Linked DNA regions of Homo sapiens: region 1 is linked to region 2. The links are chromatin contacts, found by Hi-C in ENCODE. All regions are on one chromosome and are shown on one strand. The core of a region is the stretch at or near the end of the contact, and the rest is flanking DNA. Distances in the headings are between cores, read along the strand shown. Region 1 holds the start of NEK3 (NIMA related kinase 3). Region 2 holds the start of THSD1 (thrombospondin type 1 domain containing 1).

Region 1 (4,034 bases), core at 741-3,240, 250 kb after region 2:
GACCTCAGGTGATCTGCCTACCTCGGCCTCCCAAAGTGCTGGGATTACAGGCCTGAGCCATCGTGCCTGGCCTTCTTTGTTTTTAATTGAAACTAGTCTTTGTATAGAGTACAAAGAAAGCAGTGCAGATGTTGTAAATGTTGATTTGTAGCATTTCCCTTCTCTTATCACCACACTACAGAATAGTTGTACATTAACTTTGACATTGTGGAAGGAAGGCAATTGGAGCTGGCCAGAGCAAAGCCATTTTGTTCCTGAATGCCATTTTACAACTGCCTGACTGCAGAATGTACTTGCTGATGTTGCAGACAAAATTGCTGCCATTATGAAAAGGACTTCATGCTGAGGACTGAACTTTTCTCAAACCCCTGAATCAAGGACTTTTGCCTAGAAACCAATGAACTGTCATGATAACGCTTTATCTTCAATCAAAATAGTGGGTTACGAAGGTTATGGATGAACTAGTGAGAACTGACTTCTTACTTCCTTTAAAAACCCTACCCAAAAATAGCTGGTCAGGACACAATTCAAATGCTTCTGGAATCTGTGTTCCTTGAACTGCAATTCTCAGACTGCCAATAAACTTCTTTACTTGGATTTCGGTCTCTCTGACTCTGGTTGACACGTTATAATGAACACGTTCAGCGCTTACAAGTAAAGGGTAACCAGATGTTGTTCACAGTAATCCTATGAGGTAGGTTCTATACTTTTATACAGAGGGATTTAGTTACTCTGCTGTATTAGTTTCCTAAGGCTTCTGTAACAAACTGTGACAACCTAAGTGGCTAAAACGACACGAATTTATTACCTTACAGTTCTGAAGTTCAGAAATACAGCTCACTGGGTTAAAATCAAGGCGTCAGTGTGCATGGTGGTTTTCCTGTAGTCCCAGCCACTCAGGAGGCTGAGGTGGGCGGATCGCTTGAGCCCGGGAGCTCAAAACCAGTCTTGGCAACATAGCAAGACCCTGTTTCAAAAAACAAAAAAATCAAGGGGTCAGCTGGACTGTTACTTCTGGAAGCTCTGGGGAACAATTTGGTTTTTGTTTTTTGTTTTTCCCTCCTTTTCTAGCTTCTCCTCCTTTTCCACCTCCCACCTCCTCCTTTATATATATATATATATATATATATATATTTTTTTTTTTTTTTGGAGACAGGTTCTTGCTCTGTCACCAAAGCTGGACTGCAGTGGTGGGATCATGAGCCCTCTCCAGCTCTAGTGATCCTCCTGCCCCAATCCCCCGAGCAGCTGGGACCACAGTGCCCGTCGCTATGTCTAGTTAATTTTTCGTAGAGACGAGTGTCTCACTATGTTGCCCAGGCTGATCTCGAACTCCTGGGCTAAAGTGTTCCTCTCCTGCCTCTGCCTTCCAAAGCACTGGGATTGCAAACATGAGACACTGTGCCTGCTCCTCTTCCAGCTTCTTGAGGCCAGCTGCATTCCTTGGCTGTTGCCCCTTCCTCCACCTTCAAATAGCTTTCTCATACTGACCTTCTTTTTGGGCCCCTTCCACTTTAGAGAACCCTTGTAATTACTTTGTAATTACCCAAGCACACACTCCAAGATCGTCACCTTATTTTAAAGTCCGCTGATAAGCAACCTTAATTCCATCTGCAATCTTAACCCCCTCTGCCAAGCAAGAGAACAAACGCACAGGTTCCAGGGAGTAGGATGTGGACATCCTGAGGCGGAAGCATTATCCCGCCTTCCACAATTGCCCAAGGTCACATAGCTAGTAAGTTCTAGCTAGCACTGAGTGCTGTGCCCGTGAAATTTATCTACATAGGCTTTCACTTAACCTGCAGACAGAACTCAGTTAGTCGGGGACAATTTCCCTCAATGTTAACAGCACTGTTCCACCGCAACGTGGAACAACAGCTTTAAAACGTGCTCTTCGTAGGCCCGGCTACTCCAAGAACAGTGCCTCCCGCCAGACCCAGGCGGCTTCCTTCACCCGCAACCCGAGAGACGACCCGCCGGGCCCGCCCCGCGGAAGCCGCCGGTTGCCAGGCCAAGGAGTGGACTAGGGTCGCCGGGGAAGCGGGTGAGTGGTCCCCGCCCTGGCGGGCTGCCTCTAGAACGAGGAGGGCGGCGCGTGGTCGCGGCGCGGAGCCGAGTGGGAGCGAGGGGTAGACGCGCCCCGGACGCGCGGCCGCGCCCCTCACTTCCGCCCCGCGGTCTGGACCACTCGCCGCAAACCCGCAAGTCCCTCGCCGCCTTGGGGTCTGGGCGCGCGGTGCCGTGGGGGTCAGCAGGGCGGAGCGGCTTTTCCAGGAGAAAGGGCCCTCACGGGTGAGCGGGGCGACTGGGCTCCCCCGCGGTGCAGTTGCCCCGCGGGCGCCGGCCCCGGCTCAACGGATTCTTCTCGCTCGCTGCCCGGAAAGAACCAGTGAGAACCGCTGTTGCAGCAAAAAAAGAAGTTAATAAGCGCAGGGCTGGCCAAACCAGAACAGGGTCTCAGACCTGTCTCCCCGAGAATTCGGGGGCGAGGGTTTTAAAGGGCATTTTGGCTTCGGGGGGCTGGGGAACTGAAACAGTTGACCGGCTGGGGATGAAATCACAAGAGCTTCTGAAACTCGGGGCGGCTTCGTTGGTTCCCAGGAAGGGGTGGGGTCAGTTTCCCTTGTCTTGAAGTTTACACGAAATCCCTCTCCCAGTTATCCTAGCCTCTGTGCTAGAATAAGAAAACGACAACACGGTGAAAACTTAGCCCGTGAGGTTAGAAGCAAGATGGAGTCAGTCATGTTAGATTTCTCGCATTACTTATACATCTGTAAAGGTGGTTTCAGGGACCTTTCTGAACTTAGCCCGTATCTCACTGGTGATCCCACTTCTGGGTATTTGCAAATCACTTTATTAGGTTTTTAAAAGTATTGTTGCAGGCATGCGAAGGGGCCGATATACTTTTGCCATGTCCAGAGTGTATTCAGGTCTTGTAATGATCATATGGGTGTAATATTGAGTAACAGGCAAATGTGGGCAGAAAATATCAAATGTGGTTTTCAGCTAAGAAGTCTGGTTGCTCTTAATTTTCAGTTACTCTCCATTGCATAGAATAAAGCCCCGAAGAAACGAAGAATAAGATCATGGGGAAACTTGGCTTCCATGTTAAACCGTGTAATACCAGGTGTTAGAATAGTAGTAAAGGACTTGTTTCTTTCACATCTATATACACTCAAAAGACCTCATCGATCTTGGAAAAACATTGTTTCGAAGACAATGTGTATGACTGATTTGGTTATATGAAGAAATTATTTCTAGGATTTCCTGGTAATTCTGTGATAAACAGTAATACAAACTGGAATTTTTACAGGTCACTATAGTAGAGGTTTTAGTTTGATTTTTGCTTTGCCTGTCATGCTCTCTCTGCCTTATAATTCTTTGTGGTGTAATTAAAAAACGAACACTAGGGCCGGACGGGGTGGCTCACGCCTGTAATCCCAGCACTTTGGGAGGCCGAGGCGGGCGGATCATCTGAGGTCGGGAGTTCGAGCCCAGCCTGACCAACATGGAGAAACCGCGTCTCTACTAAAAATACAAAATTAGCCGGGCGTGGTGGCGCATGCCTGTAATCCCAGCTACTCGGGAGGCTGAGGCAGGAGAATCACTTGAACCTGGGAGGTGGAGGTTGCGGTGAGCCGAGATCGCACCATTGCACTCCAGCCTGGGCAACAGGAGCGAGACTCCGTCTCAAAATAAAAAACAAACACTGTAAGCTTTTTGAAAAATCAAGTAAATTCATTACAGTGTTTTTCCTGCAATGAAAAAGAATGCATCACTTCCCTAAGGTTTTAATAATCATAATAGCTGCCAGTTATTCAGGACCTTGTATGTACCAGGCAAAGTGTTAGGAACGTTTTATCCATTTTCTCTTATGTGCTAAGCAGTCCCGCTAGCTGCTTCATCCTGGAAATATAGATGGGAGACTGAAGTCAAGGACTCCAACTGTGTGTTTAACATCTCTCTTGACTCCCAGGAACCTCCAGTTTGGCATGTCCAAAATGAAACACATGTCTGTCTTCTATCAATATGTT
Region 2 (4,110 bases), core at 839-3,338:
GCGCTCAATTTCTCGCAGGGCCTTAGCTGCCTCCCTGAGCAGGGCAGGGCTCGGGACCTGCAGCCCGCCATGCCTGAGCCTCCCCCACCTTCCATGGGCTCCTGTGAGGCCCGAGCTCCCTGACGAGCACCACCCCCTGCTCCACAGCGCCCAGTCCCATCGACCACCCAAGGGCTGAGGAGTGCGGGCACAGGGCGCGGGACTGGCAGGCAGCTCCACTTGCAGCCCCGGTGCGGGATCCACTGGGTGAAGCCAGCTAGGCTCCTCACTGGTGGGCACTTGGAGAACCTTTATGGCTAGCTAAGGGATTGTAAATACACCAGTCGGCACTCTATCTGGCTCAAGGTTTGTAAACACACCAATCAGCACCCTGTGTCTAGCTCAGGGTTTGTGAATGCACCAATGGACACTGTATCTAGCTACTCTTGTGGGGACTTGGAGAACCTTTGTGTGGACACTCTGTATCTAGCTAATGTAGTGGGGACGTGGAGAACCTTTGTGTCTAGCTCAGGGATTGTAAATGCACCAATCAGCGCCCTGTCAAAACAGACCACTCCGCTCTCTGTAAAATGAACCAATCAGCAGGATGTGGGTGGGGCCAGATAAGAGAATAAAAGCAGGCTGCACGCGCCGGCAGTGGCAACCCGCTGGGGTTCCCTTGCAAAGCGTGGGAGCTTTGTTCCTTGGCTCTTTGCAATAAATCTTGCTGCTGCTCACTCTTTGGGTCCACACTGCCTTTATGAGCTGTAACACTCACTGCGAAGGTCTGCAGCTTCACTTCTGAAGCCAGCGAGACTACGGACACACTGGGAGGAACGAACAACTCCAGACGCGCCGCCTTAAAAGCTGTAACACTCATGGCGAAGGTCCGCAGCTTCACTCCTGAACCAGCGAGACCACGAACCCACCAGAAGGAAGAAACTCTGAACACATCCGAACATCAGAAGGAACAAACTCCGGACAGGCCGCCTTTAAGAACTGTAACACTCACCGCGAGGGTCCGCAGCTTTATTCTTGAAGTCAGAAAGACCAAGAACCCACCAATTCCGGACACAGTACCCAATAGGATGTTTTTCAGCCCTTGCCCCTTTCTCTCCCTCCCTTGACTTGGAGTCTCCAGTGTTTGTTGTTGCCATCTTTATGTCCATGAGTACCCGTTGTTTAAGCTCCCACTTATAAGTGAGAACATTCGGTGTTTGGTTTTCTGTTCCTATGTTAATTCACTTAGGATAATGTCCTCCAACTGCATCCATGTTGCTACAGAGGACGTGATTTTGTTCTTTTTTTATGGCTGTTTAGTATTTCGTGGTGTGTATGTACCACATTTTCTTTACCCAGTCTACTGTTGATGGGCACCTAGGTTGATTCCATGTCTTTGCTATTGTAAATAGTACTGTGATAAACATAGTGCGGGTGTCTTTTTGGCAGAATGATTTATTTTCCTTTGGGCATACACCCAGTAATGGGATTGCTGGGTCGAATGATCTTTCTGTTTTTAGTTGAGAAATCTCCAAACTGCTTTCCACAGTGGCTGAACTAATTCACATTCCTATAAAAAGAACTTTAACACTTGCAGAGTAGAGTTTTTAAAATGTTTAGTTATTTTTAATACCAATTCTGACCCCAGGGAAAGAAAATGGAGATGCACTTTACCTGAACTATGTTCTTTTGAAACTCTTCAGTGACATTTGGGAAAGCAAGTTTACAGCCCACATGCTGTGCCGCTTCAAGGACTTATTTTTGTGGTCTCCCTGAAGAAAATGACACTAGAGTAGAAGTGATTGAATGTGAAGTGTCAGGAGATTGCTCGCTCGTCCTTCGTTAAACCCCTGGTCCGGCTGTGTGCTGTGGATGCGGGTGTGTGTTGAGGGGACCTGCGTCTGCCGGGGCCGCACCCCCTCCCGCAGGACCTTGGCTGGCCGCGCGTTTCCTGCCTGTTTCCTGTCCAGCAGCTGGCGAGCTGGGGACCGGCAGGAAAGGATGCGCTGCCCAGAAGGGGCGGGAACCGACCACGCCCGGTCCCGTGTGCCCCCCGCCCTCCCGGCGCCCGCCCTCCCCACGCCGTCGGGGGCGGGCCCCGCGGGGCTGTGGGAGCCGAACGCCGCGGGGTCAGGGCGTGCAGTCTGGGACGCGGGATGCTTGGCGCTCTACCTCGCCGCCCCTGAGCCTTCCCGTCCGCCTCGCCACGCGCCCGGACGGCCTGGGGTTGCTGCCCGTCAGTCTCGAAAGGTAAGAAGCGCCCTCCGCATCCTGGTGTTCGCGCCCGTGCCGCGAGACTCTTGGAGGCTCCTCTGGGGTCGGGAAATGCCTCCGGACTCTGCCACCTCACCGCAGCCTGAAGGCGCAGGTGGACGGTGGCGGCCCCTCCCCACACCCGCCTCGGCCCCAGGGGACGCTTTTAAGGGGTATTGGTCTCCACACTTCGGAGTCCCGAATTTAAGTGAACCTGGCTCTGCCTTGGCTCAGATGTTGCCGAGTGACTGAGACTGGCCACAGAACCTTGAAAAATCGCGTCTTGAGCTACTGTTTCTTTCCAAAAAGAAATCCTTTCTGATATACAAAAAGTATGAAATACAAGGATTAAATTAAATTAAAGACGGTCCTCATTAAGGAGGGCTTTAAGCTGACGACGCGAGGGGTAGACTTCCAGGCGTGAACTGGGCTTGCGGGCATTTGGGAAGCTGAGTAGATGGGGCGAGCCAGGGCGTCCCAGGAACGCTGCACCCAACCTGTGGGACCAGGGCAGAGCAAACTCGAATGAACAGATAAATGAAGCCTGTTTACACGAGCTGCTTTAGAACTAGAGATTTCCTCCCAATAAATACTATTGGTATATATACACACAAGCATGTGCATGTTGGTCAGAAGGGACAAAATAACTGCTTCGTTTTCCATTTTATTCTTTCACGAATCATTGGTCCCATGGACATTAGTGTAATTCATTTACTTTTTCTGCAGCTATGAAGGGAGATTTAGAAGCGTTTGTCCTAGCTGGTTTCAGCAAAAACATGGGGTCTCAGGTTGGGTGATGCTGTTAGCCATTGAGAATATTCACAACTTTTCCCCACCTTCTCAGCTGATGCATTTAGAATTTGTCTCTAAAGTTTACATACAAGAATGCTAGGTAGAAGTATTTTCAAATGTGTATAAAATATATCTAAGTTCTTAATTTCTTAGAACAATTCTCAATGCAAACATTGTAAGAAGTCAGTCGAGGTATTGAGAACAACATGTTGAAAGAAAATAAGCAAGGTAGAAAGAAATTAAAGAGACATATTATGACTAATGTTATGATCATATTCCATATTATGATTGACAAGTAGGCTGGTCTGTTTTATAAGTCTTTTTCCATTCAGCTCTAAATATAGATTGTCTCACCATTCTATGTTTTACCGATCATTTTCATAAGAAAGAAAATGTGTTATAATCACTAAATCAGTAATGATTTGGGGCTTCAAAAATAAAAATGTTATTGTCGTGGAAGCAAACAAATCTGAGAGAAGCCAGTTCAACTTTTGGGAGCTTGCTTCTTCTTAGTTTGGTTACCAGGTCTCAGTGACTTAAAAGAAGCATTGTAATTGTCTTAAGTGCTCACACTTGCCCAAGTGATGTGATGTGTTCTGCAAGGATCTTACTGGCTGACTTTGCCCAGGTTTCCCAGTCCATGTTCGAGGAAAGAATTGGGTCAAGTCTGTGGCTAATTCCACCCAAAACAATTTTCTTCTTCTTTCCTTTCTTTTCTTTTTTTTGGGTGGGGGTGGCGGGGAAGAGGAAGGAGCCCTAATCTGCATAGTTACACTTCAAATCTCTGTTTCCCTTTCAGGAAGTACAGTATTTCCTTTGTTCAGCAGCTCTTGCTGAAAGAAAGCTAATAAGACACACCAGTTTCCCTTCCATTGAATTCTGGCTTATTTCAATCAGTCTTCTTAATTCCACTAATTTGTGCTCTTATCTGAAAAGATGTAACATGTATTTGGAATATAATATACTTGCTTATTAAAATGATTAACTGTGGGCTGGGTGTGGTGGCTCACGCCTGTAATCCCAGCACTTTGGGAGGCCATGGTGGGCAGATCACGAGGCCAGACATCTGAGACCAGCCTGGCCAAA

The links. Hi-C counts contacts between places; a loop is a spot of excess contacts on that map. Pooled maps may share reads with other maps.
Region 1: a loop to region 2 is called in a pooled map, with 4 times the contacts of the local background. The contact joins the promoter of NEK3 here to the promoter of THSD1 in region 2. A Hi-C loop is called at or near these places in 4 of 50 pooled maps.

The regions. Positions count from the first base shown.
Region 1 is chr13:52,157,553-52,161,586 of GRCh38, reverse strand. It overlaps NEK3 (NIMA related kinase 3), which reads left to right and starts at 1,990. Exons shown (of 16, transcript NM_002498.3): 1 at 1,990-2,044. RefSeq lists silencers at 1-293, 2,054-2,113, 2,194-2,303.
Region 2 is chr13:52,404,150-52,408,259 of GRCh38, reverse strand. It overlaps THSD1 (thrombospondin type 1 domain containing 1), which reads left to right and starts at 2,088. Exons shown (of 5, transcript NM_018676.4): 1 at 2,088-2,229. RefSeq lists a silencer at 1,999-2,158.